Regions from separate parts of the Homo sapiens genome. Here region 1 is linked to region 2. A link is an interaction called in ENCODE POLR2A ChIA-PET data of the cell type or tissue named here. Cell type or tissue: Caco-2. All regions are shown on one strand. Region 1 overlaps STAG1 (STAG1 cohesin complex component). Region 2 overlaps STAG1 (STAG1 cohesin complex component).

Region 1 (5,000 bases), 210 kb after region 2:
CTGAAATACCTGAAAGAAAGCCTGCAGCAACACAGTAAGTAATGAATTTCATGGAAAATATGTTACATATACATAGGAAGTCATTAATCTTCACTGTTCCTATATAAAAATGATGCAATCTAATCTCAGAATTTACAGCAATCTTTAGGACAACTGTATACTATTCAATTTAAATGTGTATCTACATTTCTAGTAAACTGTTTTAAATACACAAATTAGCCCTGCTGTGTAGGAAAATAACTTATCCCAAATACTCTATTCCAAAGCTCTAGAATAGGTTAAGTTGCAGTATGAATGTGCAATGACTTTCCTAGAAGTTTTAAGAAACAAAGATACAAAAACATTCTTTAACCTTTGTGCCTTATCTGGCATAATGAGCTGTGAATGTGAAATAATCCACACCGTATCACAAATAATATATATTAACTTTTTTGGGGACTGCATAATGCAAAAATTTTATACATACACAATTAAAAGATAAAGAGATAAATACGTGCAATATAAAATAATAAACTATAGTATACAAAGATACTTTTAATGGAATTTTGGTTTATGATAAGTGCTAAAAACCTTCTAAGAGAAACATTATTTTTAGTACCGAGAAGCAGGAAAAGTTTCACAAAAAAATTATGCTGCAAGTTGGGACTTCATGAACTCATAAAATTAGTTAAGAATTAGTATTAGTAAGATTAGCATATGTAGAATTTAGAAAACAAGGGTTCCAGAACGAAAAAACACAATGAGCAATGGTGTGAATGTGGGAAAGCAAAAGCCATACATGAAAAAACAAGAGACAGATAGATACCTGACTAAAAAGTTGTGAACAGGGAAATACAATAAAATATTAGGTGTAATATTAGGTTAGTTGAAGATACCCCACACTTTTTCATAAAATGGCATTGCCTGTGAGCTGAGATCGTGTCACTGCACTCCAGCCTGGGTGACAACAAGACTTTGTCCAAAAAAAAAAAAAAAAAAAAAAAAAAAGGAGTGGGGGCACTGCCTGCTTTTTGAATAAGAAAAAACATATTCGTGGCCGGTCGGTGGCTCACGCCTGTAATCCCAGCACTTTGGGAGGCCGAGGCAGGCAGATCACGAGGTCAGGAGATTGAGACCATCCTGGCTAACACGGTGAAACCCCATCTCTACTAAAAATACAAAAAATTATCCGGGCGTGATGGTGGGCACCTGTAGTCCCAGCTACTTGGGAGGCTGAGGCAGGGGAATGGTGTGAACCTGGGAGGCGGAGCTTGCAGTGAGCCAAGGTCGTGCCACTGCACTCCAGCCTGGGCAATAGAGCAAGACTCCAAATCAAAAAAAAAAAGAAAATGAAAAAAAAGAAAAAACATATTCCCACCCGGCACTATTAAAAAGGATGAAATAGAAAAAGACAAAGACCAAAGGTAGGAAGCTAACAGTACAGCTGCCAATAAAGTAAGCCCTAAAGATACAAACTTGGGAAATGTAAAATAAAGGACAGATGTGGAAGACACAGTGAGCTTATAAAGTAAAAGTCATCAGACGCTGGGCGCAGTGGCTCGCACCTGTAATCCCAGCACTTTGGGAGGCCAAGGCGGGTGGATCACGAGGTCAGGAGATCAAGACCATCCTGGTTAACACGGTGAAACCCCGTCTCTACTAAAAATACAAAAAAAGTAGCCAGGCATGGTGGTGGGCACCTGTCGTCCCAGCTACTCGGGAGGCTGAGGCAGGAGAATGGCATGAACCTGGGAGGCGGAACTTGCAGTGAGCCGAGATCGCGCCACTGCACTCCAGCCTGGGCGACAGAGCAAGACTCCGTCTCAAAAAAAAAAAAAAAGTCATCAGACCTCAAATTTCAATAGATAAAGGAGACAGGACAAGAGACTTGGAGATGAGGAAATGTAACAATGACTCAGGTCTTAATTCTGTGTTCTTGGAACTGTGGTAGTCTTTAACATAATTAAGGAAGTCAGAACTAAAAACTAGTCTAGTCAGTAGAAGAAAATTCTAAATGAAAAATTAAGAAAACAACAAAGACAGCTTAAAAAGAAGTCCAACTAATATACTTCCTAAAGTGATCACAAAAGAGTGCACATTTAAGCTCCAAAAAAATTTTTTATAGAGATCTTTGTTTCTTAGAAAAATAAAAATAGAAAAAGTAGTACAGAAAATTATAAATAGGCTGGGCCCAGTGCCTCATGCCTGTAATCCAGCACTTTAGGAGTCCTACTGGGCAGACTGCTTGAGCCGAGGAGTTTGAGACCAGCCTGGGCAACATGACGAAACCTTGCCTCTACAAAAACTTAGCCGGTGTGGTGATGCATGACTGTAGTCCCACTCCAAAGGCTGAGGTGGGAGAATCACTTGAACCTGGGAAATCGAATCTGTGGTGAGCTGTGATCATACCACCTTTATTCACAAATAATGAACAATATAGAAAGTACTGATTTAAACTTCACCACTTAAAAATTAGAAAAGACTTAACCATTATAAGCAGTAACATAGCATATACCCATATATTTTGCTGTGTGAAAGGCAATAATATATGTCAAAAGCTTTCAAAACAAACAGCATATACTAACAAACTTCACTTCTAGAAATTTAGGATTAAAAAAAACAATGGCTATACAGCAAAACTTACTTGCAAAACAGTTCATGTCAGCATGGTTTAGAATAGTTAAGAATTTTTAACATAAATGCTCAACATGGCACCAACTCTGCAATTGGTTTGTCAGTGTCCCACATTAACTCCCTGGGCCTGGTCATTCAGTTTCCAGCCTCTGCTGAGTCCCTCATACTATTCCAAGTGTAGCAGGGGAAATTGAGAGGCCCTTCCTCAAGCTCTGGTCTTAATGGAGGTACAAGGGAGACATCTACAGGGAACCATGAGATCATTGGTGTTGGAAATGCTAAGTCAGTCCTTCTTTAGGCTGGATGTTGGTAGTGGTCATCACAAAGTCCATATATTTTATATCCAGGCCTTCACCTGGCCTATGGACTTATACCCATGTGCCTGGTTTATCAGTTCAATGGTTCTTCAGCCCATTACAGATAAGGAGCTATACTGAAGATCAAGGAGGAACCACTGGAGTCTGAATGTTCCTGAAAGATTGACTTAGTCCTAGCTTAGTCCTCATAAAACCTGGTAACAACAGGGTTGGTACTTTTACTCTCTATTTTACAGGAGTTATAACAGATTGTTAAAGGACAACCAAGAAAGGACAAAAGAAGTGACAGTCAGAGGTTGAGAGGAGCCAGAAAAAATCTAGCAGACATCTGCCACCACATTGTAACATGGTGGTTCCTATCACAACGCTGGGTCAAAAAGAGATTGATTTGATTTATAATGCTAAACCAAGAGGGTGGGCAAATAAAAATTTTGGTATTTAAAAGAAAAAAAAACTTTGGAATTTGAATATTATGAAATTCCCAACAGTCTACATTAAACTACCAAATAATTTTAAAGATCCAATTTTTATAAGTGACCTGTTAACTTACCCTTCTGGTACTCATTAATCTTTTGTTGTGCATTCTCCATCTTCTATGTATGAATAGACATTTAAAAATAAAAACTGTATCTTTTTATTGTTAGATATGAGTTCTAAATTTCTTTTCAAAGAAAAGTATGTTCAATTCTTTGCCTTCTACTTTTAAACTTAACTTCCTCATAAAGCAACCTTTTCCAATTACCTGCTCCACCCTGACTCATTCCAATCACCTGCTCCACCCTGACTCATTCCGATCACCTGCTCTGTCATAACCATTTTTCCCACCAAACCACTCACCCCGTCACTCTCTTTAAATTAGCCAATCGGAATTAGTTTAGCCTGGGTGGTCTAACCCTAGCCAATAAGGGAATGACACAGCAGCAGGCGCCACATGCGTCAGGGATAAGAACCCCTTCCCCTCCCTTGTCCAAGTGTGCACTCACCATTGTTCCATCTGTAAGGGCGCACCCTTCTATAGAAGTACCTTGCCTTGCTGAGAATTAAAAGAACATTTTATATTCAAGTGCTATTTCTTTTGCAGCACTGAAACTTTATATACAACATTATTTACCTCTCCTACTCAGCCTATGCAAATATGAAAGTTAAATAATGTTGAGAATATAGAAGTGCTGGTTCTCACTAAGAGAAAAAAATCCATAATAAAACACGAGAGACTAAAGAGGGGTTAAGGTTAGAGAGGTGCTGATTTACATGACAACTACAAGCAACATAAAATCCTGGACTAGACCCTGATTCAGGAAAAGAATAGTTTTTCTTTTCTTTAAGGGATTAGATTATGACAACTGGCAAAATCTAAATGAGATGTATAGATATCATTCTTATATCAATATTATTTTCATATTTTCATAACTGTACTGTGGTTATGTAAGAAAAAATGTCCTTGACTGCAAAGAAATACACACTAAACTATTAGAAATAAAGTGCTGCGAAGAGATATTCTACAAAACAATACTGAATTTAAAAAAAAAGTAACATCATGTCTGCAACTTACTCCAAAACAGTTCAAAACTAATAGATACCAAAATACTTATCTCTGCATATGTCATAAAAAATCCATATTTACATGTGTATATGTGTGTACATACATAGAGGAGAAGACAGAAGCAAAGAGTGGGAATATGATAAAGCAAATGTAGTAAAATGCTAACATTAGGACAATGTGCATGAAGGACAGCTGACAATTCTTCATAGAATTCTTAGAATCCTTCTGTGTTGGAAATTATTTCAAAATGAAAAATTTTTTAAACACCAAAGGGCAGGGGGTGGGGCAGTGCTTATTTAACAAAATTAAAACACCATTCACTCATTAAACATTTACTGAACACTTACTGCAGGTCAGACACTAGTAAATAGCAGAAGACACACTAGATAAAAATTCCTGCCTTCACACAACTTACATTCCAGTTGTAGGAGAGAGACAATAAGCAAGTAAGTAAAATGTATGTTACGTTAGCGCAAGGGGAAAACAGTTAAGTCATATTGGGTAGAGGTGGCGATTTGCAATGTTAA
Region 2 (5,000 bases):
AAAAGGAAAATCAATAAGTAGAATGCTGCAGGAACTAGTTGAGAGTTAGAGCTGATTTTATTTTTTTAATTTAATTTAATTTTTTTGGGGGGGACAGAGTCTCACTCTGTCACCCAGGCTGGAGTGCAATGGTGTGGTCTTGGCTCACTGCAACCTCCTCCTCCCGGGTTCAAGTGATTCTCCCGCTTCAGCCACCTGAGTAGCTGGGACTACAGGTGCGTGCCACCACACCCGGCTAATCTTTGTATTTTCAGTAGAGATGGGGTTTCACTATGTTGGCCAGGCTGGTCTCGAACTCCTGAGCTCATGATCTGCCCACCTCAGCCTCCCACAGTGTTAGGATTACAGGTGTCAGCCACCGTGCCCGGCCTAGCTGATTTTACTTTAAAATTTTCAGGTTTCAGACCAGGCACAGTGGTTCACATCTGTAATCTCAGCATTTTGGCAGGCCGAGGCGGGTGGATCACCTGAGGTCAGGAGTTCAAGACCAGCCTGGCCAAGATGGTGAAACCCCGTCTCTACTAAAAATATAAAAAATTACCGGGTGTGGTGGCACATGCCTGTCTCAGCTACTTGGAGGCTGAGATATGAGAATCACTTTAACCCAGGAGGAGAAGGTTGCAGTGAGTCGAGATCATGCCACTGTACCCCAGCGTGGGTGACAGTGAGACTCTGTCTAAAAAAGAAAAAAAAATAATAAATTTTCAGGTTTCAGATCACTCAAGCAAAAGATACTTCCAATGTGCCTACTTGAGACTGACAATAACTCTTAAGAATTGGAGGTATGAGGAATGACCTGGTCCTGGGTGCAGTGGCTCACGCCTGTAATCCCAGCACTTTGGGAGGCCGAGGTGAGTGGATCACCTGAGGTCAGGAGTTCTAGACCAGCCTGGCCAACATGGCAAAACCCTGTCTCTACTAAAAATACAAAAATTAGCTAAGCATGGTGGCACATGCCTGTATTCCTGGTTACTAAGGAGGCTGAGGCAGGAGAATGACTTGAACCTGGGAGGCAGAGGTTTTATGAGTCAAGATCACACCAATGCACTCTAGCCTGGGCGACAGAGTGAGACTGTCTTAAAAAAAAAAAAAAAAAAAAAAAAAAAAAGAAAAGAAAAGAAAAAAAAAAGAAAAAGGAAAAGGGAAGAAAAAAAGAATTAGAGGAATAAGTGGTGCGCTGCCTTTGGTGCAAAATTAATGAGATGATGTCAGGATTTTATTAAACATAATTAAATGATTGACTCATGTCAGAATGCAGAAAATAGACTACTGGAACATTGTCAAGTTATAAACATTAGTGCTAAAAAAATTACCCTAATACACTAGAAGATGTTCAATGGTCCTGAGATACCTTAAGGTAAATTCTAAATTATAATATTAAGTACAATAATAATGAGGTCTGAATGGAAAAGACAAGATTTGAATTTGAAACAACCCTATCTGTTAAATTACTAGAAGAGTGATATATAAATTAATAGTAATCAATGGGAAATTAAGCTGGAAAAGAGTAATGTTGAAGAATTGCTTTATTTTGGTTATGTCATTGTCCTACTCATTATAAATATCACTTCCTTTCCTTCTACTTTTCTATTATTCTACACTATAAATATTTCAGGCTGTTTCATAGTTTTAAAGAAGTTTCTTGTCAGGGGTTATGAGGGAACAGAGACACTTGGCCATCCCATTACCTGTTTCAAATATAGAATTTCCATTCTAATCTGTTTCACACATTGGTATTCCTTTTAAGTTTACTTTTAAAGGGACTCCACTGCATTACCTTAAAATAAAAAGCTTGCTCTTATTGACTTGGAAACATTCTGCTTTCTCGCAGACATAATTCTATAACAATATAGCTTATCAGACACCATTTAGAACTTCTCCTGTCAAGCTTCACTCTTAGCCATTTTGATATTTTGTCCTCCACACCAGCAATGTTATCCTAACTTGTCCAGAAATCATTGTTCAGTAACTTCGTCTTTCTGGAGGACAAATGACACAAGAAACAAGGAACAAAAAATTGAAAAAGGCAAAAGCCACTGTTGCAACCTTGAGTACCATACTCTTTCTGCCTTGGATTAACATTGCTCTGAGCCTGGAGAGGATCATCAAATGACAGCAAGTCATTATTAGTCTGATGACTAATAATTTCTTCCAACCCATCTTCTCTGCCCTCCTGTTTCCATGAGGAAATGGTGTTCCTAGGAGGAAACGCTAATGTGTATTGCACATTTCTAGGCAAATTAACAAGTAGGAGTGCCTTTTCTATCTTTTTATCTTCTCCTGTCTGCCAGGACACCAATACCCCATGAAAACTTCGGTCCCTGAATGACTGGGGAGAGCAATTAACACCCTACTCCCCCTAATGATACTTTACGGTTATGGGTGTGAGAAATAAATTTCTATGTGTTAAGCCACTCAGATTTTGAAATTAACTGATTATAGCAGCCAGCACTACTTTAATCAAAATAAAATTGTTATTAGTCCCTTTCCTTAATAGTTCTTTAAAAGAACTATACCTTTTTATCTCTGACTAGCTGGCTGAATCAGTGAGAATCATTCAGCTTGTGGCTAATGACAGATATCACACATCTTGAAGATTAATTTTCTAATTAATGTAAAGCTTCTGGAATGTTTAAGTTTAGAAAACTGAGTTTACCTGGAAAACAAAGTCTGAATTAAGACTAGAGAATAATAGTAAGGAAAATAATTATGCATATATGTGTGTGTGTGTGTGTGTGTGTGTGTGTATACATGCATATTACCCACACCTATAGGACATGTTTAAAAACCTAAAAATCCACGTAATGACAGTGGAAAATCTGGGCTCTTCTATTTTTCTGTTGGCAAGAGACCTTAAATAGAAGGAGGCTCAAACTTTTTAGTGGACATGTGCATGATAAAAGAGTGAACTAAACTTAATTGTGTCTGATAGCCAATATTGGTCTATCATTTTTAGACTGGGTTAATATGAGCGACAATTAACATCCTCTTCAAAAAATGAGCATTTAGATGCAAATAAATAATCAATATGGCTTTCCCAAAGAGGATATAAGGCTGGCAAATAAATAAACACATGAAAAAACCTCTTTTTTTTTTTTTTTTTTTTTTTTTTTTCAGACGAAGTCTCACTCTGTTGCCCAGGCTGGAGTGCAGTGGCATGATCTCGGCTCACTGCAACCTCCATCTCCCAGGTTCAGTGAATTCTTGTGCATCAGCTTTCCGAGTAGCTAGGATTACAGATGTGTGCTACCATGCCCAGCTAATTTTTATATTTTTAGTAGAGACAGGGTTTCACCATGTTGGCCAGGCTGGTCTCAAACTCCTGGGCTCAAACGATCTGCCTGTATCGACCTCTCAAAGTGCTGGGATTATAGACATAGGACACCGCGTCCAGCCTCAACATCTTTAGTATTAGGAAAAATATGTTAGGCCAGGTGTGGTGGTTCATGCCTGTACTCCCAGCACTTTGGGAGGCCCAGGTGGGTGGACAGCTTGAGCCCACAAGTTCAAGACCAGCCTGGGCAATGTGGTGAACCCCGTTTCTATTAAAAATACAAAAAATTAGCTGGGTGTGGTGGCAGGTGTCTGTAATCCCAGATTGTGCCACTGCGCTCCAGCCTGGGTGACAGAATGAGACTCTATCTCCAAAAAAAAAAAAAAAAAAAAAAAAAAAAAAGGAAAAATGTTAAAAGCATGATGAGATACCACTATATACTTAGAAGGATGGCTAAAGTAAAGATTATCAAGTACCAATGACGATACACAATAACTGAAGCTCATACATTGTTAGCAGGAATGCAGAATGGTACAGCCACTCTGGAAAATGGTTTGACAGTTTCTAATAAAGTTAAATATATAATTACCATAAAACCTAGCAATTTTACTCTGGGGCATTTACTTAATAGAAATGAGTACTTATGAATTCAGACAAAAATTTGCATACAAATGTTCATGACAGACTTAATTGTGATAGCCAAATACTGGACACAACTCAATGTCCTTCAGTAGCCGGATGGATAAAGCAAACTGAAGTATCCACACAGTGGAATATTACTCAGCAGTAAAAAGGAACCAACTTTGACTCACACAACTTGAATTAATGTCAAAAACATTACTTTCAGGAAGATATTATGCTCAGTGAAAGACATGCTCTCAACGGTTACATGCTGTATGATTTCATTTATTTGGAAATCTTAGAAAGATGAAACTATAGTAATGAAAAACAAATCACTGATGTCCAGGAGCTTCAGTTGGGGTGAGCATATGACTATAAAAGGATAGCATGAAGAAGTCTTCTGGGATGATGAAACTGTTATGTATCTTGATTATGGTGATGACTACAAAAATCTAAACACATTAAAATTCATAAGACTGTACATAAATAAAAAATTAGTCATTTTTATTGTATAATAATTCAAAATAATATGGCAGAGTAAAATTCACTGTAACATTTTTAAGGAAATATTAAGAAATACATAAACACTGATGCAAATCCTCAGTGATATAAAGTAGCAAACGATTGAGTAAAGAGAAAAGATTAATAAATTCTAGGAAATAGGGGATTGATTATCCAATCAATGTACTGTATTATTAGCAGGATGCTATATCATAAGTTAAAAAAATAAAAAATATCATTAGAAGCGTGAAAAACTCAAGTAAAAAATTCAAGCAGTAAAAGGTTAACTTCCGTGATTAAAGAATTAAAAGATTTCCCAAAGAATGGATACGAAGCAGGCTAATGCACATTAATCCTTGGCAATTCAAGACTCTGAAATTTTATTGTCAAGCTTACATATAAATTCCAAATATTGGAAACAAGGAAGTGTAAAAAGAAAAATCACATATTAACAGTGTGGTGTAGAGATTATATTCTCTTTTTGCAATCTCTTTTTTTTTTTGAGACAGAGTTTTGCTCTTGTTGCCCAGGCTGGAGCGCAGTTGCGCAATCTCAGCTCACTGCAACCTCGGCCTCTGGGGTTCAAGCGATTCTCCTGCCTCAG

What was found. ChIA-PET counts read pairs that join two places held together with the same protein. Peaks named below come from ENCODE experiments on the same cell type or tissue, not always from the same donor. Only the 100,000 strongest peaks of a DNase experiment are listed, where the experiment ranks them.
Region 1: POLR2A ChIA-PET joins it to region 2 with 6 read pairs; 2 of 35 experiments call an interaction of 5 or more read pairs at or near these places.

What each region holds. Positions count from the first base shown.
Region 1 is chr3:136,614,465-136,619,464 of GRCh38, forward strand. The region is part of intron 3 of STAG1 (STAG1 cohesin complex component); the gene reads right to left. Among named protein-coding and RNA genes, the nearest start is that of STAG1, 140 kb to the right of the region's middle. In Caco-2, no CTCF peak of the experiment used is centred here; a DNase peak (open chromatin) is centred at 2,787.
Region 2 is chr3:136,402,146-136,407,145 of GRCh38, forward strand. All of the region lies in intron 21 of STAG1 (STAG1 cohesin complex component), which reads right to left. Among named protein-coding and RNA genes, the nearest start is that of PCCB, 150 kb to the left of the region's middle. In Caco-2, no CTCF peak of the experiment used is centred here; no DNase peak of the experiment used is centred here.